Regions from separate parts of the Homo sapiens genome. Here region 2 is linked to region 1. Evidence: chromatin contacts called from ENCODE Hi-C data. All regions are on one chromosome and are shown on one strand. Each heading gives the region's core, a stretch centred on a gene start or an enhancer-like site at or near the end of the contact. The rest is flanking DNA. Distances are from core to core; before and after follow the strand shown. Region 1 overlaps SLC4A3 (solute carrier family 4 member 3). Region 2 holds the start of LINC02832 (long intergenic non-protein coding RNA 2832).

Region 1 (6,747 bases), core at 3,146-5,645:
GATCACGGCGTGAGAGAGATGGGAGGAGGAGGTGGGAGGGACGAGGCCAAGCTCCTTGGCTCCTTGGCTTGGTTTCAGGGTTATAGCAGGGACATCATTATCAGTATCAGGGTGCTGGGTGGTGGGAGCTGGTGGCAATCCTTGAGGAAGAGAGTGTGTGTGGAGGAGCTGGCAGGGGTGAGGAGGAGGTGGGGGAGGAGCAGAGAGCAGTGGCATCCGGGGCAGGGGCATGGTTTCCCCGTGATGGTTTGACATGACATCTATCTGTTGCCACCACTCTTTGCAGGGTGGCACTTGACAGTGCTCAGAACACTCTAGCAGTCTAAGCTTGCACCCAGGGATGCTCACATGTATCTAATTTTGGTTAAACCACAATAACGTGGTAAGATCTGGCATCTGGCTTTTGTGGTGTTTTAAATATTCACAGTATGAGAATTTGTCTCACATTTGCTTCAATGTGAGAACTTCAATTTGGGAACTTGAAAGAAGAAGCTGGCAGTCCTAGGGAGAACTGTTGTCTGCACGTCCTCCCCCCACCATCTCGTCTCTGTGTGCGTGCCTGTCTTTGTCCCCTGCCCCTGCCAGGCCAGCCACACCCCGCTCCCCACCTTCTCCCTGCAGGCTTATCGTCAGCCAGAAGGCGCGGAGGCTGCTCAAGGGCTCCGGTTTCCACCTGGACCTGCTCCTCATTGGCTCCCTGGGGGGGCTCTGTGGGCTGTTTGGGTTGCCCTGGCTCACGGCTGCCACGGTCCGCTCCGTCACCCATGTCAATGCGTTGACAGTGATGCGTACTGCCATCGCGCCTGGTGACAAGCCCCAGATCCAGGAGGTGCGGGAGCAGCGGGTCACTGGTGTGCTCATCGCCAGCCTCGTGGGTGAGAGCCCGCCTCCACCCTGCACACCCCCTTCCTTGGGCCCCACGGTCTTACATCTTCACTATCCCAGGCTTGACCCTGAATCTCCCAATGTGCTGTGTGTTGCCCTCAATCTGACCCCCAAACCTGCTTCCCAGCACTCCCCTAGCCCTTTACTCCTGGAGTCCTTTTCTGGCTCTCTGTCCTGCCCCCTCTTCTCTCTCTTTTTTTTTGAGACGGAGTCTCGCTCTGTCACCCAGGCTGGAGTGCAGTGGCGCGATCTCGGCTCACTGCAAGCTCCGCCTCCCAGGTTCACCCATTCTCCTGCCTCCGCCTCCCGAGTAGCTGGGACTACAGGCGCCCGCCACCACGCCCAGCTAATTTTTTGTATTTTTAGTAGAGACAGGGGTTTCACCGTGTTAGCCATGATGGTCTTGATCTCCTGACCTCGTGATCCACCCACCTCGGCCTCCCAAAGTGCTGGGATTACAGGCGTGAGCCAATGTGTCTGCCCCCCCCCCCGCCCCTCCTTCTCTTGTTCAGGGTGATAAGGCCAAGTTGATTGGTCCAGTGGGTCCATGTCGCCTCCCCCCAGGCCTCTCCATCCTCACGGGGGCTGTCTGAGGGTCAGGCAGATCTGTGTCACCTCTTCCAGGCCTGTCCATCCTCACGGGGGCTGTCTGAGGGTCAGGCGGGTCTGTGTCACCTCCTCCAGGCCTGTCCATCGTCATGGGGGCTGTGCTGCGTCGGATCCCATTGGCTGTGCTCTTTGGGATCTTCCTGTACATGGGGGTCACGTCCCTGTCTGGTATCCAGCTGTCCCAGCGTTTGTTGCTCATCCTCATGCCGGCAAAACACCATCCTGAGCAGCCCTATGTGACCAAGGTAGGGCCGGGAAGCATGGGGGTAGGGCAGTGGGGTGACGGGAAGGGGATCCAGAGGGATCTGGGAGCATTGATGGATGGGATGAATATGAAGGAGAAGCTGTGACCTGGGAGCCAAATTCCCCACGATGTGGGTGGGTGGGAGCAGGCCGGGACGCTGTGCACTGGGGCCCACTGGCTGCTCCCCTAGGTGAAGACGTGGCGGATGCATCTGTTCACCTGCATCCAGCTGGGCTGCATCGCACTGCTCTGGGTGGTCAAGTCCACGGCGGCCTCACTCGCCTTTCCCTTCCTGCTGCTGCTCACGGTGCCTCTGAGGCATTGCCTTCTGCCCCGGCTCTTCCAGGACAGGGAGCTGCAGGCGGTAAGGGGGTGGTGGTCTGGGGAAACAGTGTTAGGGCAAATGGGCACTGGGTTCCAATCTCTGTTTGGCCACCCACTAGTTGTGTTAGTTGTGAAACTTGTGTAACTTGTGTTGCAAGTTATCTCACCTTCCGAAATCTTATTTTCACCTGTATAATAGGGGTGATCATAGACCCTACCTTATAGGACTGTTGGGAGGGTCAAGTGCTAGTCCAGGTAAAGGCCTTAGGATGGTGGTTTTGTAAGGGAGTTGGCACGGGGCTGCTGCACACAGCTGTGCAGGTGGTGCCTGACCAAAAACACCCGGCTGAGAGGCTACAGGGTTGATGTGGCACTGGTGTCCACCCTGAGCCCTGTTTTTGTCAACTAGAGGAAAAGACATCTTTTTGCAATTTATCCATACTCAAACATGGTGTACAAAGGTACCATAGCAACTAGAAGTGGCCTCAGGAAAGAGCTTCATAATAATAATCATTATTATTATCACCAGGAGGGGCCAGGTATCTGGTCTGGGAGGTGACCTGAAGGCTTTGGCCAAGGGCAGTGCTGCCACCCAGGGTCATGGTACTTGCAGAGAGGCCCAGGAAAGGTCAGGGAGCAGGGAGGGCTGCAGGTTGGAGGAGGAGCTGGAGAATGGGAGGGGACGAGCATGCTTCCCTGCCTTCCCCAACCTTCTGTTCCCTCTGCAGCTGGACTCGGAAGATGCTGAACCAAACTTCGATGAGGATGGCCAGGATGAGTACAATGAGCTGCACATGCCAGTGTGACCCTTGAAGACAGTGCCCCTCAGAGACCCCAAGACCTTAGGGATTGACACCTGGGCCTCAGGCAGAGCCCAGCCCTGGGCTGGGGGGCTCCTCAGGACCCAGAGATGTGCCTGGAACCACTCCTGATGCCATGGCTAGAGTGGCCCCCCTGACTTCTGCCCGGGGTGTTGACCTCGCCTCACCTTTCACAGACCAGACCGGCACAGGCTTTGAGCTCATTATAACCACACTCCTTGTCTCGTGTCTGCCTCACTTTCTTGGTTTCATCTTTGGTTTCTCAGGTCATACTTATCCATTTGGAATTGGAAGAATTCTATTTTCAGGGTTATCAAAACCAGGGAGAGGTTTGAGTCAAGGAGAGTCCTTGGGAGAAAAAGAGAGAATCGAGACTACAGAAGGCCAGAGCTGGGCCTTATCATCATCCCCCAGGCCCCCTCAAGTGCAGCCGAGGAGCGGGCGGTAGGGGTGGGGGCACTCAAGCTCTGCTCAAGATCACATGCCCATGAATCCAACCCCTGCTTAGCAAGACGGAAGAACCGGGGAGGGGAGAGGGAGAAAGTTGCTCCATTGTAGCTACTGGAGAAATCAGAGGCTGTGGGGCCACAGAGGGAATGGAAAATGTCTCTCTTCTTTTCTTGATCTCTGGCCTTCCCAGGAGCAGAGATAGCAGCCCAATCCCTTAGACGCCAGGGTGATGCCGGATTTGGGGACCCTGGACCATTTTAGATTCTGCTGGCTTAGAGAGGCAGTTCTGGGATTCCTGAGGCCACTCCTTGTGCAACAGTCTCAGTTTTGCCAGAAATAACCTGGGGGACTTGAGGGGAGCGGGAGCCCATTGCGTCATAGTTGCTAGGCAACCCCCAGCCTGAAGGAGCGCATCGTCCCCCGTTGCCCTCCGGTGGCCGCTCTCGCATGCTGCAGGCTCTGTCCCGACTGAGGAATAGCAGCACTGCCACCTGGTGGATCCGCGGCGCTCAGAGAGCCCATTCAAGCGCATCCAGTTCCTCCCGCGGAGACCAAGCCCGGTCAGGCAAGTTCCGTGTTCTGCAGCTCTGGGCAGCTCAGAGCTTCTGAGGCTGGGGATCCCTCAGCTCCACGTTAGCGGTTTCCTCCGGAGCTGGTGCTGCTGCTTTCTTCTCTTTTTCCAATTTTGCTCCCCAATGTGCTGAACTCCTATGAACTCCAGTGGGGAAGGCACCAGGCTCAAGAGGTGGAAGAAGAGACCCAGACTGGCAAACGAGACATGGGGTTTTACTGGGGCTTACATACAGGGGAGAGAGTCCGCTGGTGGTGAGCGGGGGCAGGAGAAACCACAACCGGTTGCAAAAAGCAGTTTCTATAGCATTTCCACTTAGCACCTTCACCCTAACAACCTCCACCTGGGGATCTTCATTCAACCCAGACTTGGGCCTGGACCTTTCCCTTTATGTCCCGTGTTCCACAGCCTGGGGCCTCAGATGTTTCTCATAGACAAGGAAGGACTCTCCAGGTTGGCGACTCCTGGATTCCCTAGCTTGGAAGATACATTCAGGTGTGCCTGCCACACAGGGCCATTCTCAGGCTGTGCTTAAGTTCCTGCGGTCAGGTGCGGTTACCATACACTCCTAGGTGTTCAGGCCAACAGCTGGTGCCCCGAAACTGGTCAGGAGAGAAGGGACAGGCCACCGTGAGGCTGTTTGTTGTGTTCCTAAGGAAGAGAAGAGCCCTCCAGCTGCCCTGGATTATTGTCCGGGTGTAAGTATTTTATTCCAGTCCACCTTGGCTCCCTGGGTCTCTGGTGCCATGTGGCCTCTAACTACATTTAGCCTCTCCTTTGTATGTGTATGTGAGGACAAGATTCCTTTTCCTTTAGATTGGCCAAGGCTGGGTGGAATTTCAAAAGAACTTTGCCAAGGAACAAAGTCAAGGTCAAACGCAAAACCTAGAAGGGACATGTGCAGAGAAGATTCCAAACAGAGATGTCAGGGGCCTCTCAGACAAGTTTGGTTGAGAGGCTTTGCATATGAGAACCCTGGTTCCTTCCTAGAGTCCTGCTTCTCCTTGCGGGCCCGGATGCAGGAAAGGCTCCCCTGTTTGGTCTCGGGGATTCCTAGACCCCACAGGAAGGAACTGCACTTTTTCCAGCCCCTGCAAGGAAATGTCTGTGTGGGCCCAGAAGGTGGATTCCTCATTGGGCACAGTTGGTGTCAGTCATCTCGCGGCTTGGCAAATAGCCGGGAACTGTGGGTGTTCCTCCACGGCAAAATGAAAAGAGGGGCGGGGCCTTCTGACAAGGGGAATGAGTCCTGGTCCCGGTTGGTGGGTCAGGGTGGACTCCAGCAAAGCTAGGCCTTGAGGCCTCAGAGCAGTAGGCGAAAAAGCTTCAGTGACAGCCAGTGATAACCGCTTGTCACCCTGGCAGCCTTACTCATTTAAAGACGACCCATCTATGGCAAGGGAGGGCGGCCGTAGTTTAGGAAGGGCAGGAGGCGAGGGTTAGCTAACATTCTGAGCTCACCCAACACACCCAGCACACTCAGGGGGACCATGGAGGGTTGAGAAGACCCAGGACGCTGCAGCAACCAAAATGGCTGCCAGGGATGGAGACCCAGAGGGATAGGAGAGGAAAGAGAGACCCAGCTTGGCTGTGTGACACAGGGGATGAGCTCCATTGTAGCTACTGGAGAAATCAGAGGCTGTGGGGCCACAGAGGGAATGGAAAACGTCTCTCTTCTTTTCTTGATCTCTGGCCTTCCGAGGAGCAGAGATAGCAGCCCAATCCCTTAGACGCCAGGGTGATGCCGGATTTGGGGACCCTGGACCATTTTAGATTCTGCTGGCTTAGAGAGGCAGTTCTGGGATTCCCGAGGCCACTCCTTGTGCAACAGTCTCAGTTTTGCCAGAAATAACCTGGCGGACAAGATACACGGCAAACCCACAGAAAGGCAACCGGGACTGGCCTGGGGCCTGGCTGGCCAGAGAGCGTGTCATATGGGGACATTCAGAGTTTGTCCTGAAGCCCTTTGTAGCCCCGGTGTTTCCTCTGACTTTCTCTTTACCGGGCCTCTGAGCTTCTCCTCTCGGAGTGCTGGGGCCCTCAACTCAGGCCCTCTTCAAGGTGCAGAGGAGAGTTAGTGGAGGGGAGCCCCAGCCGGCCCTGATGGCCCAGCTCTGGGGGGTAGGACAGGACAGTTACTAAAAAGGGGACAAAGGCCATTGTATTTTCGAACATCCGGCCTCTCTGCCATCTGCTCTGGACTGGAAGCGGCTTTGGGAACGTGCACGTGCACCAGCCCTTCAGTAAGGACATCCGGCCTGTCGCTATTTCCCCCGCCCCTTACTGCTTTCCGAGTGGGGTTATGGCCACATCTTGGGTAGCTGCCCAAAGCTTTCATTATCCCCGGACAAGTGCAGGCCCACTTCAGGCCCTGAGGAGTGCTAGCTCATTCTTTTACTTTGGGCAAAGAGGGCGGCTGTCACTTTCTTGTTCATGCTGAGGATTCGGCTCACTCAAGATATCTGATGCCCTTGTGACAGCGTCTGGCTGTCAGAGCTCATAGACCATCTGCTGGGACTGCCCTAGGCCCCTCCTTTAGGGCACAGAACGTGGCAATAATGTGTCCCATTTGGCAGCCTGTGTGACATTTCTTCTTGTATCTTATCAGGTGACTCAAATAATGATCATGCCTGTTGACACTTGGAGCTCTCAAAGGGAATTCTGAGCAGCAAAGGAAAGGTGACACAGAACTCAAGGGCACTGGCGCTGAGCGCTGCCCATGCAGCTGGCAATTAAGCCATTGCCGAAAACAACAATAAAACAGATTTTGGGCAAGTAGGGAATGGTGGATTGAATCCAGTGTGGCAAAAAAGGAAATGCAAAGTGAGGAATGTAGTTTCCAG
Region 2 (6,747 bases), core at 1,331-3,830, 87 kb after region 1:
GAAATGAGAAGGAAAAGCAGTGCCCCTGGATGGTAAATAGAAAGGGAAGCCCACCTAAGTGGGTTCAGTTGGCTTCTGGGATTTGGAGTGAGTGCTTCCACTTCCAAAAATTTATTCTAAGAAACCAATCAGATGTATGTGCAAAGATTCTATTCCTTTACTGATGGTAAACACTAGAATAGCTAAACACGGGGTTCGGTTAAATAGTTTGTGGTCTACTTAGAATATGGCAATACCATTAAAAATAATGATCTTGTTTTATTTATACTGAGATTAAAAGACATTTGAGAAATGTTGATGAGTTAAAAAAAAAAACAAGTTACAAAGTGACATTAAAAACATATTAAGGCCTAGAAGTAAATACAAAATGCTCACAGCAGGGGGATTAAGAACAATTAGTTTTCTCTTTACACTTCTATGTAGTCCCCCCACCCAGCCATGAGTAGGCATTAAATTTTCAACCAGAAAATCAGTAAAGTTATTTCCGTTTTGAAAGGAAAAGTCCACGGGGTTTTTAAAAGTGATGATTAGGGCCAGAATCCTAATTGAGTAACTGTTAGGAAATACTGTGTTACTCATTCCACATCCTCCATGGAGATCCTCCCAGTATGTACGGGGCTTAGGGGGCTTGTAGCTTTGACTCTGGGTAGAGAGATAAACACTTTCTTGGGTTTACTGCTTAACACTGACCTGGGAGTGGGGCTGTGCTCCCTCTTGTATACTCTAGAATACGCTTAGGAGCAGGAATCCCCTTCCCCTGCTCCCTGAGCTAGCGGCTCTCCATGCTGGCTGCACGTCAGAATTTGTAGGAGAGCTGAAAGCAGTACTCACCTCTCAGACAAATGTGACTGTACTCCCTGGGGATGAGGCCCAGGGAGTGGGCCCGGGTGATGCTATTCTGCAGCCAAGGTTGAGTCCCTCCTGATTTGAAGATAATGAATGAAAAATCAACAGACAGCGTCATAAATCTGGACCAGCATTTTTAAGGCATGCCAGACCTGAGCATAGATCTTTGGAAAAAAAGTGGATTCCTTGGTCAAATACTTCTGTCCCTCCCTCTAGGAAAGTCTCAAAGTACATGAGAAAATAAAGACTCTGGGAAGTCGTGCGGCAAAGAAATTTATTTGATTGATTTCAGATGGATTTCCCAGTAATTTCTGATTGTGGAAAGCGTTGTCTGGGGTAACCCTTTATCTTGGGTTAGCAGCATCTGGCCAGTGCCTGGAGTCTCTCTTGCATGCCACAATTTGGCCACCCTGTGGGGACACTTCTCCACAAGGACCCTAGGACATTGGTAAGATCAAAGCAGATCCCTGGACAGACAGCAAAGTGAAGGGGAGAAGCTCCACATCTGGAACTGGGGGTAAGACTATTGCTTGATAGAGCACCTTGACCTGGGGCAATGTGGAGGGGACACCCTGGCTACGGAATCTGGGGTACACAGGAGGAAAATGAGGTCCAAAGAGGTAATTAAGCACCTCGTTCCACATCAGGAAGCTGGGCAGGGGCCCAGCAGAGACTAAAACCTAGACTTTCTGCGTCTCAGTCAGGCCCCTTTCCCTCCCTCACCAAGACAAAGCTGTGATTTCAAGCATTTTATGATCTTGGAATAAAGGAACACTGCCATGATTAATGGGAAGTTCCTGCCTTCTTATCCCATTTTGTGTTCTTATCTCCATCTGCCAAGAAGACACCCAAAGCTCTAACTATCGTTCGGTTGTAAGGAATGTTTAGAATTGAAGAGCTGCTTTGACACAATTAAAAGCTTCCAGAAGGCTGTTACGGCACCAATTATTTACTTAGCGATAGCGAGCTATTTAAATTTCATTATGGAGTAGAAAATAGGGAGATAAGAACAAAATATGGTCAGGCTGACTGTGACCTCAAAACCTCTGCTCCTTTTGCTCATAAAAGATAGCAGAAGCAGAACATTCTGATTCAAGGATCATTTTGCGAAACTGCATTCTCTTAAACAGAATTGTTTCTTAATCTCTTCGTGGGCTGCTAATGGGCCGTTTATCAGGGTGTTCCAAGGCAAAGTGAATCCGGAAGAAATAGGGCTACTGACTTTGGGACGAGTCTCCCTGTGTTGCAGGTGGTTGGACAATGACTCAGTGACTTCCACTTTAAGCTAAATAAGATTCACTATTGTAAAGTCATAGACATGCATCCCAAAGCAAACGGAGGAATGAACATGCTCTCCATTTTCCTGACTGTTTTCTAGACATCATTTTAATTGTTGAAACTCTCCTTTTTCTCCTCTGGTTCCCATTCCAGGTTGTTTTCTGTAGTTATGTTAACCATAACATTTCCAATGACACAACTTCTCATTTTGTTCTTTGCATAGGGAGCAGGGAGGGGCACTAGGGTATGGCAGGGTGGAGGATGTGGTTTGGGGCATTGTCAAAAGGAGCACTTACCTGATGTGTGTATATATTATCTATTTAAGTGAGGTATAATTTACATACAGTAAAACCCACTCTTCTTAGAGTATACTTTTATGAGTTTTGACATGTAAATTCAGCTGTATGACTACCACCGAAATCAAGGTATAGAACAGGTCCGTCACTCTAAAGTGTTCTCTTCTGCTTCTTTGTTGTCAATTCCTCTCTTCTACCTCCAACCCCTGGCAACCTAGTGGCTCAGTTTCTTGTCTCCATGGTTCTGCCTTTTCCAGGAAGTCATATACAAGGAATCACACAATGTGTAGTCTTTTGAGTCTGGATTTACTCACTCAGCATAACGCATTTGAGGTTCATCCATGTGGTGGTATGTTTGTTGCTTTGTTGTTGTTGTATGTTTGTTGTCATTTGTTGTTTTGTGTTGCCGAGCAGGGTTCTGTTGTATACTGCAGTATGTTTTGCTCTTCACCAGTTAAAGGACATGGGGATTTTTTCCAGTTCTTGGCAATTATAAATAAAGCTGCTTTAAACATTCATATACAGGTTTTTGTGTGGCTCTATGCTTTCATTTCTTTCTTTTTTTTTTTTTTTGAGACAGAATCTTGCTCTGTCACCCAGGCTGGAGTGCAGTGGTGTGATGTCAGCTCACTGCAAGCTCTGCCTCCCAGGTTCACACCATTCTCCTGCCTCAGCCTCCCGAGTAGCTGGGACTACAGGTGCCCACTGCCATGCCTGGCTAATTTTTTGTATTTTTTAGTAGAGACGGGGTTTCACCGTGTTAGCCAGGATGGTCTTGATCTCCTGACCTCGTGATCTGCCCGCCTTGGCCTCCCAAAGTGCTGAGATTACAGGCATGAGCCACCGCGCCCGGCCATGTTTTCATTTCTTTTGAGTAAATATCTAGGAGTGGTATTGTTTGGTCATGTGGTAAGTTTATGTATAACTTTATAAGAACGTCATGTTTAATTTCACAAGAAATTTATTTATGTTTGTCTTTCTAAATAATATATGAATTTGATTTTGTTTTTAGTTTTTTACAAGGGTATCATGCTGAGGTAATCTTTTAGTAATTAACATTTTTTTCACTTAGAATCATGATGTTAAGATTTATCCATATTGTGACATAGTTTATTCATTCCTCTCTCTTCTTGATGGGCATTTGGTTGTTTCCAGGATTTTGTTATTGTTTTGTTTTACTACTGACAGTCTTATATATGTCTCTTGTATTAGTTATCTATGTCTGCATAAGAATATAACCCTTTTTTTTTTTTAAGTAGAGACAGGATTTCACCATGTTGGCCAGGCTGGTCTTGAACTCCTGACCTCAAGTGATCCACCCACTTCGGCCTCCCAAAGTGTTGGAATTACAGGTGTGAGCCACTGCACTTGGCCAATATAACCCAACACTTAGTTACTTAGATAACATACATTTGTTACCTCACAGTTTCTGTGAGTCAGGAGTCTGGGCAGGGCTTAGCTTGGTCCTCTGCTTCAAGTCCTCACAAGTCTGCAGTCAAAGTGTTGGCCAGGGCTGTGCTCTAATCTCAAGGCTTGACTGGGGAAGATTCACTTTCAAGTGCATGTGGTTGTTGGCAGGATTCGGGTTCTTGCAGTTTGCCAGGCCAGGGCTTCATTTTCTTGCTGGCTGTCGGCAGAGGGCACCCTCAGTTTCTTGTCATGTGGGCCTCCCCAGAGTGATCACCTGCTTCATTAAAACCGGCAAGGGAGAGGGTCTGCAGGCATGACAAACATTATATTCTTAGGTAAAATAATCACAAGACATATCATCCATCAACATGACCATATTCTCTTGGTTAGAAGCAATTCACCAGTCTTGCCCACAGTCAAAGGAAGGAGATTGCACGTATAAATACCAGAAGGAAGGGATAGTTGGTGATCATTTTAGATTCTATCTGCCTCAATTGCTACACATGTGTATGATTTTCTCTGTGCTTATACCTGGGAGCAAATTGCTGTGTCCAAGGGCATTCTTTTCTTAATAATGCTCTTTACTTAAAGGCTATGTTTTGTGGAATGAATATAGCTAGGTCAGCTTTCTTCTGATTAATATTTATGTACTATGTCTTTTTCCATTCTTTTGCTTTCAGTCTTTGCATATCTGTATGTTTGAGGTACGTTTTTTTGTAAATAGCATGTGTCAAAATTTTACAAATGAATCTAATCTGTCACACCTTATGTTTTAAGTGGTGAGCTCAATCCATCTACCTTTATTATAATAAATTACATACATGGACCAATTTTTATCATTCTGACTTGTTATTTCAGCTGTGCTACTTTTTCAATGCTTTCTTCTATTTTTCTTACTTTTATTTTTAATAATATATTTTTATCTCCCTAATTCTTCTTAATGAAGTAAAAATCTAAGATTCCTGGCTCCCTCCCCTGCCCTGTTATGTTGATATAACCTAGGCTTCTAATTCTGCGTTGTTACAGATATATTTTCTCCTTTTCATTGGTCTTAGCTTGCTTTTTGCTTTTTAAGCAATAAGAGTTTATCAAGGTGTTTGATCACCGTTGTTCCACAAATCTCTTGCAGTCTCCTGGATTTTTCTCTCTCATACATAGTACTTTAGCCAAAACAGTTTACAATGCACATCTTTCTGCAGCAAATCTTCTATGCCTGAGAATATTTTTATTTGACCTTAATATTTGAATGACAGTTTGGTTGACTATAAAATAATAGGTTCTAAATTCTATTTCCTTCAATTCTGTCAAAACGTTACTCCATTTTTTTTTTGCATCCAATATCGTTGATGCCAATCTGATTCTCGTTCTTTTGTATGTGGTCTCCTCTTTTTATGACAGCTTTTAGAACTTTTTTTTGTTTTATAAAAATCTTAAGTTTTATTATAGTATACCTAGGTATGAGTTTTTCCTTTATTTCTCTCTCATGTGTGTGTGTGTTTGTGTGTATTCTGCTCTCACTTTCTCTCTCTATAGATGTGGCAGAATAATTGATCTTTGTTATGTCCTCAAATCTTCTTCCCCTCTATTTTTTTTCTTTTTTAAATAGAACTCCTACTGTCTGGATGTTAGTACCTCTGCATCTGTTCTCCTTATCTCTTAGCTTTTCTTTTTATTAGTATATTGTCTATTTCCTTGTCCTTTTCATCTACCTTCTGATATATGTTTTTTCAATCTGATATACCAAATCACTAATTTGTTCTTCAGTAGCATCAATTCTGCTCTTTATTTGTATTTTTATATTTTTATTACTAGTATTTCTGCTTGATTCTCTTTATATATTTTTTTGCTTCTTATTAATTTTCCTTCTATCTTTTAATATATTTACCAGGATGATTAAAAATACTTGATCCATCTGTCCTAATATTTCTGCTTCTGTTGGAATTTGTCATCCAGGAGGCCCTCTTCCTTTAGAGATGTCTGTGCTCCTCAAATGTCCTGTTATTTTGTTTTGTGTGCTCATTTTTTCCCTAGGGCACTGACTCCACAGGCAGTACAAGTTGAGAAAGGCAGGTCCAGGCGTGTTAGCTCCAGTGAACTCAGGGGATGGGGCTAGATGAGCCCCAGGGTGGAGAGCTCTGAAAATTATATTCCGTTGCTCCTTATCTCACAAAATAAGCTTTTAGCTCAGGCCTTCATCTTTTGTCCCTCAGAGAGAAGCAGATTTGCAGGAGACAGTCAGAATTCAGTGGTTTTAAATCTTGGCTGCACATTCAAATGACCTGGGAAGCCTCTACAAATCTGGATGCCTGGGTCATGCTCCAGAGCAATTTCAATGGAATCTCTAGAGGTGGAATCCAAGTACTTTCAAGCTCCCCACATGATTTGTATCTTCAGCCAAGTTTGAGGCCCACCATCAAGACCAGATTGTCACTTTCCAGCCCTGGGAGTTTGAAGGGGAAGAGACATAGAAATAACTTCCAGATTATTTCTTCTGAGGATCCTCAGTTTCTTCTGAGGATATCTGAGCTTGGCAGGTGAGGTGCAGGCACTGTTTGCCCCAAGGAGATATGGGGTTGGTGAGAGCAGAATTCCACCAGTTTTTCTATTTTCTCTTCCCACAACCCTGCTGGGCTGCTTCCTGCCTTGGGACAAAGCCACCACTTCACAACCTCATTTGAAATAACATCCCCAGTCAACTCAAGAGCTTCTCACAGTGTTCTCTTCTTTACTTTTCTGGCTCCTGTGGGGTTAATAGGGGTGAGAGGTGGGATGGACATCCAGCAGCCTCGCTAGTTCAGCATCTTGGCCTGAACTGGAGCTACTTAGGGTATGATGAAGGGACCGGAAGCATCAGCATCTCTTAACAGCTTGCTAGAGATGCAGAATCCCAGGCCCCACCCTGAGCCTACAGAGGCAA

Evidence for each region. Hi-C counts contacts between places; a loop is a spot of excess contacts on that map. Pooled maps may share reads with other maps.
Region 2: a map with no recorded cell type shows a loop between it and region 1 (7-fold over the local background). The contact joins the promoter of LINC02832 here to the enhancer-like site in region 1. A Hi-C loop is called at or near these places in 2 of 168 maps with a recorded cell type or tissue (K562 and posterior vena cava), 1 of 37 single-sample maps with no recorded cell type and 3 of 50 pooled maps.

The regions. Positions count from the first base shown.
Region 1 is chr2:219,638,861-219,645,607 of GRCh38, forward strand. It overlaps SLC4A3 (solute carrier family 4 member 3), which reads left to right. Exons shown (of 23, transcript NM_005070.4): 19 at 1-9; 20 at 622-875; 21 at 1,570-1,739; 22 at 1,929-2,102; 23 at 2,791-3,111. The coding sequence ends at 2,868. Among named protein-coding and RNA genes, the nearest start is that of SLC4A3, 15 kb to the left of the region's middle. RefSeq lists enhancers at 3,938-3,987, 4,646-5,417, 6,189-6,747. Within about 2 kb of position 4,396, at least 7 of the 41 ENCODE cell types and tissues checked have a DNase peak (open chromatin) inside an H3K27ac peak, as active enhancers do.
Region 2 is chr2:219,727,413-219,734,159 of GRCh38, forward strand. It overlaps LINC02832 (long intergenic non-protein coding RNA 2832), which reads left to right and starts at 2,581. Exons shown (of 2, transcript NR_185880.1): 1 at 2,581-2,769.